2 separate regions of the Mus musculus genome follow, and region 2 is linked to region 1. Evidence: chromatin loops called from intact Hi-C (ENCODE). Cell type or tissue: heart. All regions are shown on one strand. Each heading gives the region's core, and the rest is flanking DNA. Links, peaks and the distances in the headings are about the cores only.

What was found. A loop is a pair of places that touch in the nucleus more often than their neighbours do. Peaks named below come from ENCODE experiments on the same cell type or tissue, not always from the same donor. Only the 100,000 strongest peaks of a DNase experiment are listed, where the experiment ranks them.
Region 2: a loop joins it to region 1, with 2.9 times the contacts of the local background. A loop is called at or near these places in 7 of 42 quality-filtered maps.

Annotation. Positions count from the first base shown.
Region 1 is chr15:38,075,426-38,080,844 of GRCm38, reverse strand. Ubr5 (ubiquitin protein ligase E3 component n-recognin 5) reads left to right here and starts at 1,991. Exons shown (of 59, transcript NM_001112721.2): 1 at 1,991-2,481. The coding sequence starts at 2,420. In heart, for the core only: a CTCF peak has its summit at 2,557 (motif pointing left); DNase peaks (open chromatin) are centred at 1,834 and 2,534; H3K4me3 peaks cover 2,500 bases; H3K27ac peaks cover 2,426 bases.
Region 2 is chr15:37,958,011-37,963,429 of GRCm38, reverse strand. Rrm2b (ribonucleotide reductase M2 B (TP53 inducible)) reads left to right here and starts at 2,375. Exons shown (of 9, transcript NM_199476.1): 1 at 2,375-2,586. The coding sequence starts at 2,539. Gm49085 (a long non-coding RNA gene) reads right to left here and starts at 2,272. Exons shown (of 2, transcript XR_003951596.1): 1 at 1,889-2,272. In heart, for the core only: no CTCF peak of the experiment used is centred there; a DNase peak (open chromatin) is centred at 2,389; H3K4me3 peaks cover 1,951 bases; H3K27ac peaks cover 1,587 bases.

The sequences.
Region 1 (5,419 bases), core at 1,143-3,642:
CTGAACTTTAGGTACAAAAAACTAGGAGTGGATAAATGAGGCTGGACACATAATGGAAAGGAAGGTGGAGAAGGGAGGTTTGGAAGAAAAAAACATGGCAAAGCGGAGGGGCCCGGTGTGAGCCCTGGTCAAGAGCATCTGAAGCCGACATGCTCAGAGCATCCTTGAGGCTCTCTCTGCCTATGACTTTTCTTAGTTCTCTTGGCTGGAACCATTCCCTCTTTTAACTGCACTCTCGTTGCGTTTATCATGCCTATCTTTTTGGATTGGTTTTACATACTTCTAAATTATTAACTACTAGATGGGAGCTATTATATTGTGAACGGACTCAGAGTCACAACTGCTTTTTGTCTGAGCCTCAGCACTAAGGTGTTTGGGCTCTGGAATCCTTATGCAACAAGGACTTTTTTCCACCTCTCCTAGACAGGGTTTCTCTGTGTGTATTCCTAGCTTTCCTGAACTCACTGTGTAGACCAGGCTGGCTTGGAACAGAAAGATCTCTGCCTACCTCCCTGGAGCATTGAGATTAAAGGTGTGGATCACCACTGCCGGGCTAGCCAGGACATCCTTTGCCTTAGAGTGAGGTGTACTGTACTTGGAGCCATTGGCAGTATAAAGCAGTGCACACAATATGTTAAAAATCTTTCATTATGTGTATGAACTGCTGTGTGCCTGACACATCTTTTTGCTTGACATACAGTATTTAGACCCAGTGTATAACAAAATGCTGTAACTGGGTAAATAATTAAGGCCACTTGGTTAAGTAGCAGAATCAGGACTGAAATTCTACTTTGTCTGACTCTAGAACCAGCAGTGTCCATCACACGGACTTGAGGGGAAAAAAAAATCAAAGTAGCAATTACAGGATGGTTGGTAGTCATGGGATGCAGCGCTTTCAGTGGCTTAACTCACTATTAATTGACTGACACAAGGTCTTACTGTGTAGTTCTAACTGGCCTGGAACTCTTAGATCAGGCTGGCCCACAACTTAAGATGTCTGTCTGCCTCTGTCTTCTGAGTGCTGGGACAAAGGTGTGCATCATTGACCAGCCTTGAACACTTTGTAGTTTATCTAGGTGAAAACTGGAGCTGATGGCCAACTAAAAATTATTCCTTATCTGTCTCATGGTGTACCCAGTAAATCTTGATATCTAATTTTTCATGTATTCTCAAAAGAACTTCCTAAACTAAAGAAGAGAAGAAAACTGCTCTGCTGTGCAATCATTAATGTTGTATACCCGATTTAACGAACGACTGTTACAGACTGGAGAAGAGGCTTCATGCTTTCAGCGGAATTCGATATTTCGAAAGGATCACAGAAAACTTTAAGAGGGAAACTGTACCGGTTCGGGAGTGAGGGTACGCGGAGGAGGAAGAATTTCATAAGTTGTAGTTCTGATACCCCAGGTCACAAGAAATCTCCCTACAACAGATGCATATCATCTTTCATTAAAGTATACACACACACAACCACCCCCATATAAAAACCACACGAATAACTAAAAAGTGGAAATTTCCACGTTGCACGATGGTAGTGCTGATGAAAGCTGCTACACAGTCACTTCCAAGATCCTACTATCAGGTTTTGATAAGGCTCTTACGTAACTGCCTGCCGTAGGAAGCGGAGCATCTCTGGTTCCTCGGGGTACATTTCTCTTAAGTATAAATGCGGCTGGAGGACGAGAAACAACAACAAGCCATTCGCATATGCACAACCATTAGGGATCCGGGAGGAAAAGAAACCCGGCGCGCGTGCCCTTTCGCCCGGCTTCCCGAGCACGTGCTCTCTGGAACACGCCGCCCCGCCCCGGGGGGCCGGGCTCGCGGCCCAGCGCGCCAATAGGCGAGCACCTTACAGCACCGTGGCCCGACAACGTTAAGCGGCCCAATCGCTGGGGCCCGGCCGCCCGTTTCCCGGAGCCCCGCCCCGCGCGCAGAGCCCCGCCCCCGCGGCCCCGCCCTCCGCCCCTCCCCCGCCGATCGGCGCCCAGGCTGCGAGACGGAGAAACTGGGGCAGAAGTGAAGATGGCGGCGGCGGCGCTGGCGGCGGCGGTTCGTCGCCAGTGACGCGCGCTGCGGGCTGCTGTCCCTCCCCGCTCCCCGCGTCCGCCGCGTCCGCCCCGGCACCTCTCCACCCGCCGCTCGCCGCGCTCCGGGCTGCCCTCGTCCGTGCGCGCCGTGGCCGGCCGAGCGGGCGGCGCGTTGATCCGCCCTCCCGCCCGCCGCGCCGGGCCGCCGGGCCGCGGACACACGCTCGGCGGGGAGGCGGCGGTCCCTGCGCGCTCGCGGCCCTCCGTTTGGGGACCGGGAGGAGGAGGCGGTGGCGGCGGCCGTGGGATCCGGGGACGGGAAGGGGATCGGGGGGCCGGACGACAGCGGGAGCGGCTCGTTCCCGGGAGCGGGGCGCGCAGGCGGTACCATGACGTCCATCCATTTCGTGGTCCACCCGCTGCCGGGCACCGAGGACCAGCTCAATGACAGGTAATGGGGCGGGGGAGGGGCACCTCCCTCCTTTTTCCCCTCCCCCACGGCCGCGCCGGGGGCCCTACCGCCCCCTGTAGGCCCGGTGTGGGCCAAACTTGGGAGCCTCGGGCCGCGGGGCGGGGGCCGGCGCGGTGTGGACGCGGCTGCGGTGTAGACGGCCCGGCGCGCTGCCCCCTCCCCCTCCCGCGAGGAGCCTCGTTGAACTCGGCGGAGCCGGGGGCTCCCGGCCCAGGCCCGAGGAATCCATATTAGTCAAAGTTGAATTGAGACAGACAATGCGGATGGGGGATGGTGGAGGTGGAAAAGAGAGGGAAGAGGAGCGGCGGGTTCGGGGGCTCCCGCGAGTCGTGTCCCGGGGGCTGGGTTTCCCCGGGGAGGCGGGGTGGGGGTGGGGGAGAGATTCCCGGCAGACCGCGGGTTGGGAGGGGGAGGAGGGAGGGAGCGCCATGATTATTGTTATTATTATTAGATTTGAGCCCCTGCAGTGAGGTTGACTGCCCCGGGAGGGGAATGAAGTCAGGCGGGGGTTGGGGAAGTGGATTGGATTCCCTTTGCTCTCCTTCCTTCGCCTTGGTACTGCCAAACTGCTCCTGGGCCCCTGCGGTGAGAGCCTTTTTGTTTCCTTTTTTATTCTAATGATAGTGTTTTCTGGAGTTGTAATTTGACAGCTGAAAACCGTGAGTGGAGTGTCAAAGGAAAATTCTTCGGTTTGCAGTTCGCAGTGCTGCTTAACGCGCTGTGAATTTCTGGGTTGGGTTTGTTACGGGCAGAGGAGGAATTTTGATTTAAAATATTTGAAAAATCTCTTAAGGCTGTTTTGATTTGGATTTTTTTCCCCTTCGCTCTGCCACTGTGTCTTACCACTTTAGGATATTGAATTGAGTTGCAGGGCCACATGCTCACTGGGACCTAAGATAAAGCAGGAAAAAAAGTCCCTGTACTGTTGCAAAACAGACTCGGAGGTTGAGGGAGGCCTCCATTAAAGCATGTCTTGAGATCTAGGACTCACATCTAATGATGGGCCAAATGTTTACAGGTCGGAAAGTGGATCGTTTTAAGCTTCCTTCTCCCCGCATACGTCGCTGCTGGCCCATATTTCTTTTGCGTGTGGAAGGCCATCAAGTTTAGATTCAAGGTGTAATTTTTGCTAAGTGACCGGGTGACTTACGTTGTGTGACGCCCAGTTTGTCATGCTCTTCCCGGAGAGAGGAAGAGACCTAGCTTGGCCTCTAATGTGTGAGTGTTACCTTTACCTTGGTCTGGCAGCTTTTAGATCCTGGGCTGGCAGTCTAGTTTCTGGCTTGGGGTGGGGATTTGTCTAATCTTTACTGTAGCCTATTGTTTAAATACATGTTTGTAAAACTCAAAATGCCTGTTGAAAAGATCAACTACGAGCCGGGCGTGGTGGCGCACGCCTTTAATCCCAGCACTCGGGAGGCAGAGGCAGGCGGATTTCTGAGTTCGAGGCCAGCCTGGTCTACAAAGTGAGCTCCAGGACAGCCAGGGCTATACAGAGAAACCCTGTCTCGAAAAACCAAAAAAAAAAAAAAAAAATCAACTACTTGGAGTTGTCTTATAGTTAACAATTTTTTAATTTAAACATTTTGTTATAGGATCCTTACTCTGACTTACTTTCATTAGAGATGCTTACAACTTCAACAGAAGGCTTGGGGGGGGGGTGTAAATCTTAGAATCAGATTAGTGGGGAGGAAAGCTCTACTGCCATTTAGAGAAGTGTGTTGGTCATGTTTGAGTCATTTTGCTTGTAACTTTGAAATTTGCACCAGAGAAGTAGGGCATGCTTTTTGTGGTGGTCCTAACTTTATGTACCAAGAATTTTAGTGTATTTATTGAGAGTGCATGCCAAGATCTTAGTCTTTGTGCTACCAATCTTCTATTTATTATTTACTTATGTAGGCAGAATCCTGGCTGGCCTAGAATTCACTACGTATCTGTAGGATAATGACCTTGCACTTCCTACCCTACTGCCTCTACCTCCCCAGTTCAGTGATTACAGGCCTGAGCCACCACACCCAGTTTACCTGGGGAATAGAATCCAGGGCTTCCTGCTTCCAGACAGATACTTTACTAACTGTCCTATATCTCCTGTGTGTGTTGGACCTTTTGAATCACTTCTTAGTTTTTTGTTTTTGTTTTTTGAGACAGGGTTTCTCTGTAGTCCTGGCTGCCCTGGAACTCACTCTGTAGACCAGGCTGGCCTCGAGCACAGAAATCCGCCTGCCTCTGCCTCCCAAGTGCTGGGATCAAAGGCGGGCCCCACCACTGCCTCACTTAGTGTTTTTTTGTTTTTAAACTTCAGGTGTTTGAGAAATTTACACACAGGATCTTTTTAAAAATCTGTTATTTTCCGAGTCTCAGCTTTTCCTAAAGCCCATGTACTGTATTAAGAATATTTAGGTACTTGCTTGTGACTTTGTTGTCGGAGTGCACACTTTGTGTGTGTGTATCTGTGTCTGTCTATCTAGATAAGTAGACGGGCAGACAGTGTCTCTGTTGCCCAGGCTGGGTTGATTGACAATCTTCTTGCCTTAGCCTCCTGGTTGCTGGGATTATGGACGTGTGCAGCAACGCTTGGGCTGAGTCCTTAGTTTGTTTTTATTTTATGTGTATATGTGAGTGCCTGCATGTATCCATCAGTACCATGTGTGCAGCTGGTGTAGGAGGAGGTCAGAATAGGGTGTCAGATCCCCGGATTGGAGATTGAATACTGTGAGCTGCTGGATACGGGTGATGAAATGGACCCACAACCTCAGCAAAAGCAGCAAGTGTTGTTAACTGCTGCGCCATCTTTTTAGGCCCCTGGCACGAGTGTTTTATGAAGTAAGGGAAAAGACAAGTGACTTTCACTTAAAATATGATTGTTAAGGTGGTAGATAAGTAAAACTAGGGAAGTGCATTAGGTAAGACCGGAGAC
Region 2 (5,419 bases), core at 1,323-3,822, 120 kb after region 1:
TCTTTGGTTACTTTTGTACTTCAGTCTCTCAGGGGCTGAGAAGTGATGGAAAATAAAAAGTTGATTTATCTTGGTCTCTTGGACTACTGTGAGTAACATCAGCACCAAGGACAGAGGTCCCCACTGCTTCAAATTTGGGGTGATTAGCTGCTTTTGCAGAAGATACAAGTTTCCAAGTACCCTGTATCTCCAGCTCCAAGGCATTCAGTACCCTTTTCTGAACTCCATAGTTACCTACACACACAGAGATATAATATTCATATACTTTAAAAACATTTTTAAAGTCGTCTCCTTGCTTTAGTGTAGGTCCAAACAGGTTCTTCCAGGTACTAGAGGGAAAGTGCTGTCCAGTATCCACACTCAGCTGAGTGGAGGGTTGGGAGATACTGTCTGCCCTGTGAGAAGACCACGTGGAACTCTTCAGCAAGCTGAAGAGACCTAATTGAACAGAGCTGTGAAAGTTGTAAGAAATCAATACAAATGGAGCATCAGGAAAGCACTGAAGGAATGCATCTCCATGTCTGTGCTCTGAGAAGGGAGGGTTACTTGGGATTCCTCATATTACTTACTTGAGGAAGCAGACTGGAATTCTGTGCCACGCTAAGCATTCATTTCCTTCCAAAATAACACATTTCAGGGACTATTAAGCAGGTCGCCTTATCTGCATCTAAATGCTCTTCCGTGCCTTCATGCAGAATTACTCTTAAAAAATGCTTTGAGATGTATTGTTTTGATGACTTTGAATGAATGAATCCTTGTTTGTAGTTTATTTGCTATGCAATCTTTGGTAAGTTATCTTTTGTGAGAATGACTTTCCTCCCAGAAAACTTTATAATATATAAAAAGTTTTTACTCAGCATTTGATCATATTGCTCCAAGAAAGATAACTCGCTTCAGGTTAATTAAGCTTTAGAGCTTAAAGCAAAATTTCTATCCTGCTTTCTATTTTAGAGGCTAACCACCAAGCAGTTGCCAGATGTTGAAGTCATAACAAGGCTCTTTCCAGAATCTACTGAAAATCTCTTACTTCTTTTTCACGTTTTTGGTTTTTGGCTTTGAGACTGGATCTTCCCATCTAGCCCAAGACGACCTTGGTTTCACGATCCTCCTGCTCCTATCCAAGATGCTGGGATCAGAGGTGTTCAATACCATACTCAACTCTTCTTTCACCATATTATTATTTAATTTGTATATCTTATTTGTGTTTGTATACAAGAAGGGGTAGTGCTGGGGATTGAACCCAAGGCCTTGTACATCATCACCTAATGAGCTACAGTCCCATCCCGCTCATTATATTTTTCTGTCGTACTACCATATATGTACCATATGCTGAAAACATAGAAGCAATTCAACCAAGAGTATTGCCACCATCATTATTCACTGTCTTTGGCCCTTGCAATACAAAAGTGTTGAATCTCTTTACAACTTTAACCTTTGCTTTGAAAAGTATCCGTAGCAAGGATATTGGAGTCTACCGTATTTTGGTTGCTTAATCTTGGCTATTTATCTTCGGGTTCAGTTTAATCTGGAACATGAAAATTGCAGTATCGACTACAGGGAAATATCTCAAAGATTAATTCACATAAAGGGCTTAGCAGAATAGAACCTATCAGGTTGTGAAAGTTCAATAAATATTACTCAGTTAAACAATCACAAAGACTTCAAGGTATTTCCCAGGATTTAGCTATTTTTCCTACTCATTCTCAAGCTCCATTCACGCACACACTTTCCCCCTCCAGTTTCTCCTTTTGGTTGCTGAAATACAAGAGTTCCTTTCTCCTTGGAGTTTTTAACAGTGTCGACCTCCCACCCTGCTTTCCACATCCCATCCAGTGGGCAGCTCTACAGCCACTCTGGCAGTCTCTTGGACTGACTGGGTGCAACCTACCGTGTCGCTGGGGCACCACGAGGGCTAGGGAATGTCCCGGCGTGCCAGTCACCTCGTGTACCAGGTAGTCTGGCACAAGTAGGCAGACTGCAAATTCCAGTAGACGCTCTAGAATTCAGAGCAGATGACAGGCTGGGCAACAGCGCGGAAGCTGGGGGAGCAAGAGTGGGCGGGGTCATGCGACGCTAAAGAACAGGCTTGAAGTGCTCTGGTACTGCGGACTGAACTTACGCAGCCGTCGCCGGAGTGGGGACCCTGCTCAGTGAAGAGAAGCGGGCCAGCCGAGGAAGCAGAGTTCGGCGGCGAGGGGCGGGGCCAGCTGAGGTAGGCGGATCTCTGGCGGGGCGGGCCGGGGCCGGCTGAGGTAGGCGGATCTCTGAGACGCTGGGTGGAGCCGGCTGAGGTAGGCGGATCTCTAGGCAGTGGGGCGGGGCCGGCAGGAAAGGCGGATCTTTCAGGCGCCGAGAGTAGCGTGCCTGGGCGGAGCCACCGCAGAGAAGGCCCCTCAATGGGCCGGCTAGAACCCAGGACCGGCGCGGCAAGGCGTGCCCGGAGCAGGAGGAGGTTCGCACAGGACGATCTGATCCTACTAGGATTTGGTCGGCCGCGCTCAGTTCCTCAGCTCGGGTGGCTCTGGTGGAGTCTGCGCGATGGGCGACCCGGAAAGGCCGGAAGCGGCCAGGCCGGAGAAGGGTGAGGTAAATGTCGCAGTCGCTTCATCCTCCACCCCTGGGTCACGCCCGGACTTTAGGTTGCTGCGAGTCAGTCGCAGGTCCGCTGTAGAGTAGTATTTTATTCGTCGCCGTCAGAAACACTGTGCAGGCCGAAAGGAAGCGCCCTCACCTCAGGCTAGTGTTGGGGAGTCGGGAAGGGCGAGCATGGACGCTGTGCTGCTCTGCTCAGGGCGGAGCAGGAACACTCAGGTCCCGGCTGAGGAAGTCTCCGTGTCCCCTTGTTCTCCAACCTCTGCTCTCCAGTCTTTCTTTTCTTGTCGGGAGCCCTGGCGGGTGAAAAAGGGCTGTGACGGATCTACGCAAGAGAGGTGAACCATCAGATGCAGTTGAGGAACTCGTGTGGAAACTGATGCAGGTGGATGAGGGGAGGAGATGACAGGTGAAGGGAGGACGAGAAACCCTTACAACGAATAAAAGACTGGGAGACCAGTTTTCCTCACACCGAACTTCTAACTGAATCTTCGGGGTGTCTCTTCATTTCAGTAGTGGAAGTGTTTCTTCCTTCACAAAGAATGAAGTGCTTTATGCAAAGTGTTTAATAAATCTAAAATTAACCCGTGCTAGCAGAAAGAAGTATGTAATAAGAGCAAACAAAAATTATACGGCTTTATAGTAATGTAAGTTGTTACTGTGTAATTCCAACTCCACATTTTGGAGACAAATATTCTAAACCATCTGGAATACAAGTAATACTTTTTTTTTTTTTTTTTTTTTTTTTTTTGGTATGTGAGCCTGTTTCTCTTTGTGGTGTCTTGAAGTTAATACTGTGGCAAGTTGGAAGGGGCCATAAAAGTTTGAGCCCACATATATTCATGCTTATACTGGCATTTCTAGACAAAGATGGAGGTTCTAAGTTGATTTTTATTCTGTAATCGTTTAATAATAAATTATGTCTATCCCTTAATTTTCCCCTTGAAACAAAGATACTCAGCACCAATTTCTCCTTTCCGGCAATATTTAGACTTCTCTGGTTTGCCAATGACACCAGGAATCATTCTGGCTTAACACCTGAAAGTTAACTTTTAAAAAAAAAAATTACTTTTAATTCATAAAGACAGAGCAAAGGTTTAGACCTAGAATAAATTTTAGTGAGTACTTTTTTTTTTTTTTTTTTTTTTAACGAATCCAAGAGTTTTTGAGATTCGGGATATCGTAAGCACTTTGTTTTTTAGTTTTTTATTTTTATTTTGGATATGATAGGGCAGTGCGGGCTATTTGTATCAGAAGCATGTGGAGTGATTAATAAAAACTAAATTACCAAGCCTACAACCTGCCTTTGTAACAGGCACTTCAGGTGATCTTAGCACAGTTGATTTAAGGGCCATCTTAAAGGGAAATAAATGAGGTTTATTAGTCTCCTAACATGTAGATTTTTTTCCGATATTCGAACACTTAAGCCAGAATGGCGTTCCTAAGACTCATTACTAGAACTAGGTTCAACTTTCCAAGTTGTTGCTTCTAGTACAGTGTTCCACCAGCTTTTTCAGATTTGTTGATTGATACAGGAATGAAATGGTACACACACACACACACACACACACACACACACACACACATACATAGTTGCAGCTGCATGCACATAAGTGAAAGAGACACAATAGACAACCACATTGGAGGCATGGAGAATGGCAGTCTAGGTTAAACCACTTCAGGTGCTTACTGGGGAATCATAAGCTAGGTTTTGTCTCAGATGACCAGAAACTAAGACAAAACTAAATGCACAAGTTTGGAAAAGATGGTGGAGTCTTGCTCAGGATTACCTACTCCCCAGCTTTATCTCAGGTTCTCATCACCTCACCTTGGTGCAGCTACAACTTAGTTGTCTCTCTCCTTTCAGTCTTCCCTGCCATCCAGTTTTGTTTACCATTGGCAAGTGTATCTTTCATTAATTTAGTGATTTGTTGTTACTTCCCATACTAATTCTACAAGAAAAAAAATTTTTTTCTCAAGGTCTCAATTCTCAATAAAAAAATAATAAGGCCCACTAGAAAAGCCCAGGTGTTTTTTATTCCAGTTTTCACATCTTAGTGCTCTAGTGTACTCATTTCCATTTCTGAAATTCATACAGTATATATTAGCAAAATCTTGTTTCTTTTTCTAATTCTTCCTGTATAGAATATCTGTCTTCCAGTTGCCACCTTTATTCATGTTAATTCCCATTCAGAAACTTCCTGATTCTCTATCCATAGGAATCATTTTATAATTAATCCCACAATGAATGCCAGCAGTTGGAAAATGAGATCAAAGAGAGTTACAATATGAGCTTCTGTATGCTACCACATCTTTGAAATTTTTTGCCCACAAAATTAATTTCCTACCCTCTTAGACTGATTGATATCAGAGTCTGGATCTTTTATAGATTTCTCTCATTGAGGCTTTAGCTAAATAAGATTACTCCTGCTTTTGTTTTTGTTTTTTGTTGCTGTTTTTTTTTTTTCCGTACATCCTTTCCAGTCAAGGGTTGTCTTCTCTACTATCTGCTCTTTATACATTAGCTTTCTCTTCCTTACTCCCTTGTCTGTCTGTCTGCCTGTCTTTCTTTCCTTCCTTCCATCCCTCTTTTCTTTTCTAGTCTGGACCTCACACATCCCAGGCTACCCTTCAGAGTTACTGTGTAGCTGAAGATGATGTAGAAATTCTCTATCGATCTTCTGGGCCTAGTTTATGTGGCACCGGGGATAGGACACTGGGTTGGTGCGTGGCAGACAGGTACTCTTGAGCAAGCACTCTTCCAAGTGAGCTACATCTCAAGCTCTAAAGGTTGGCATTCTTTAACATCCTCCAAGGCTATGTTCAG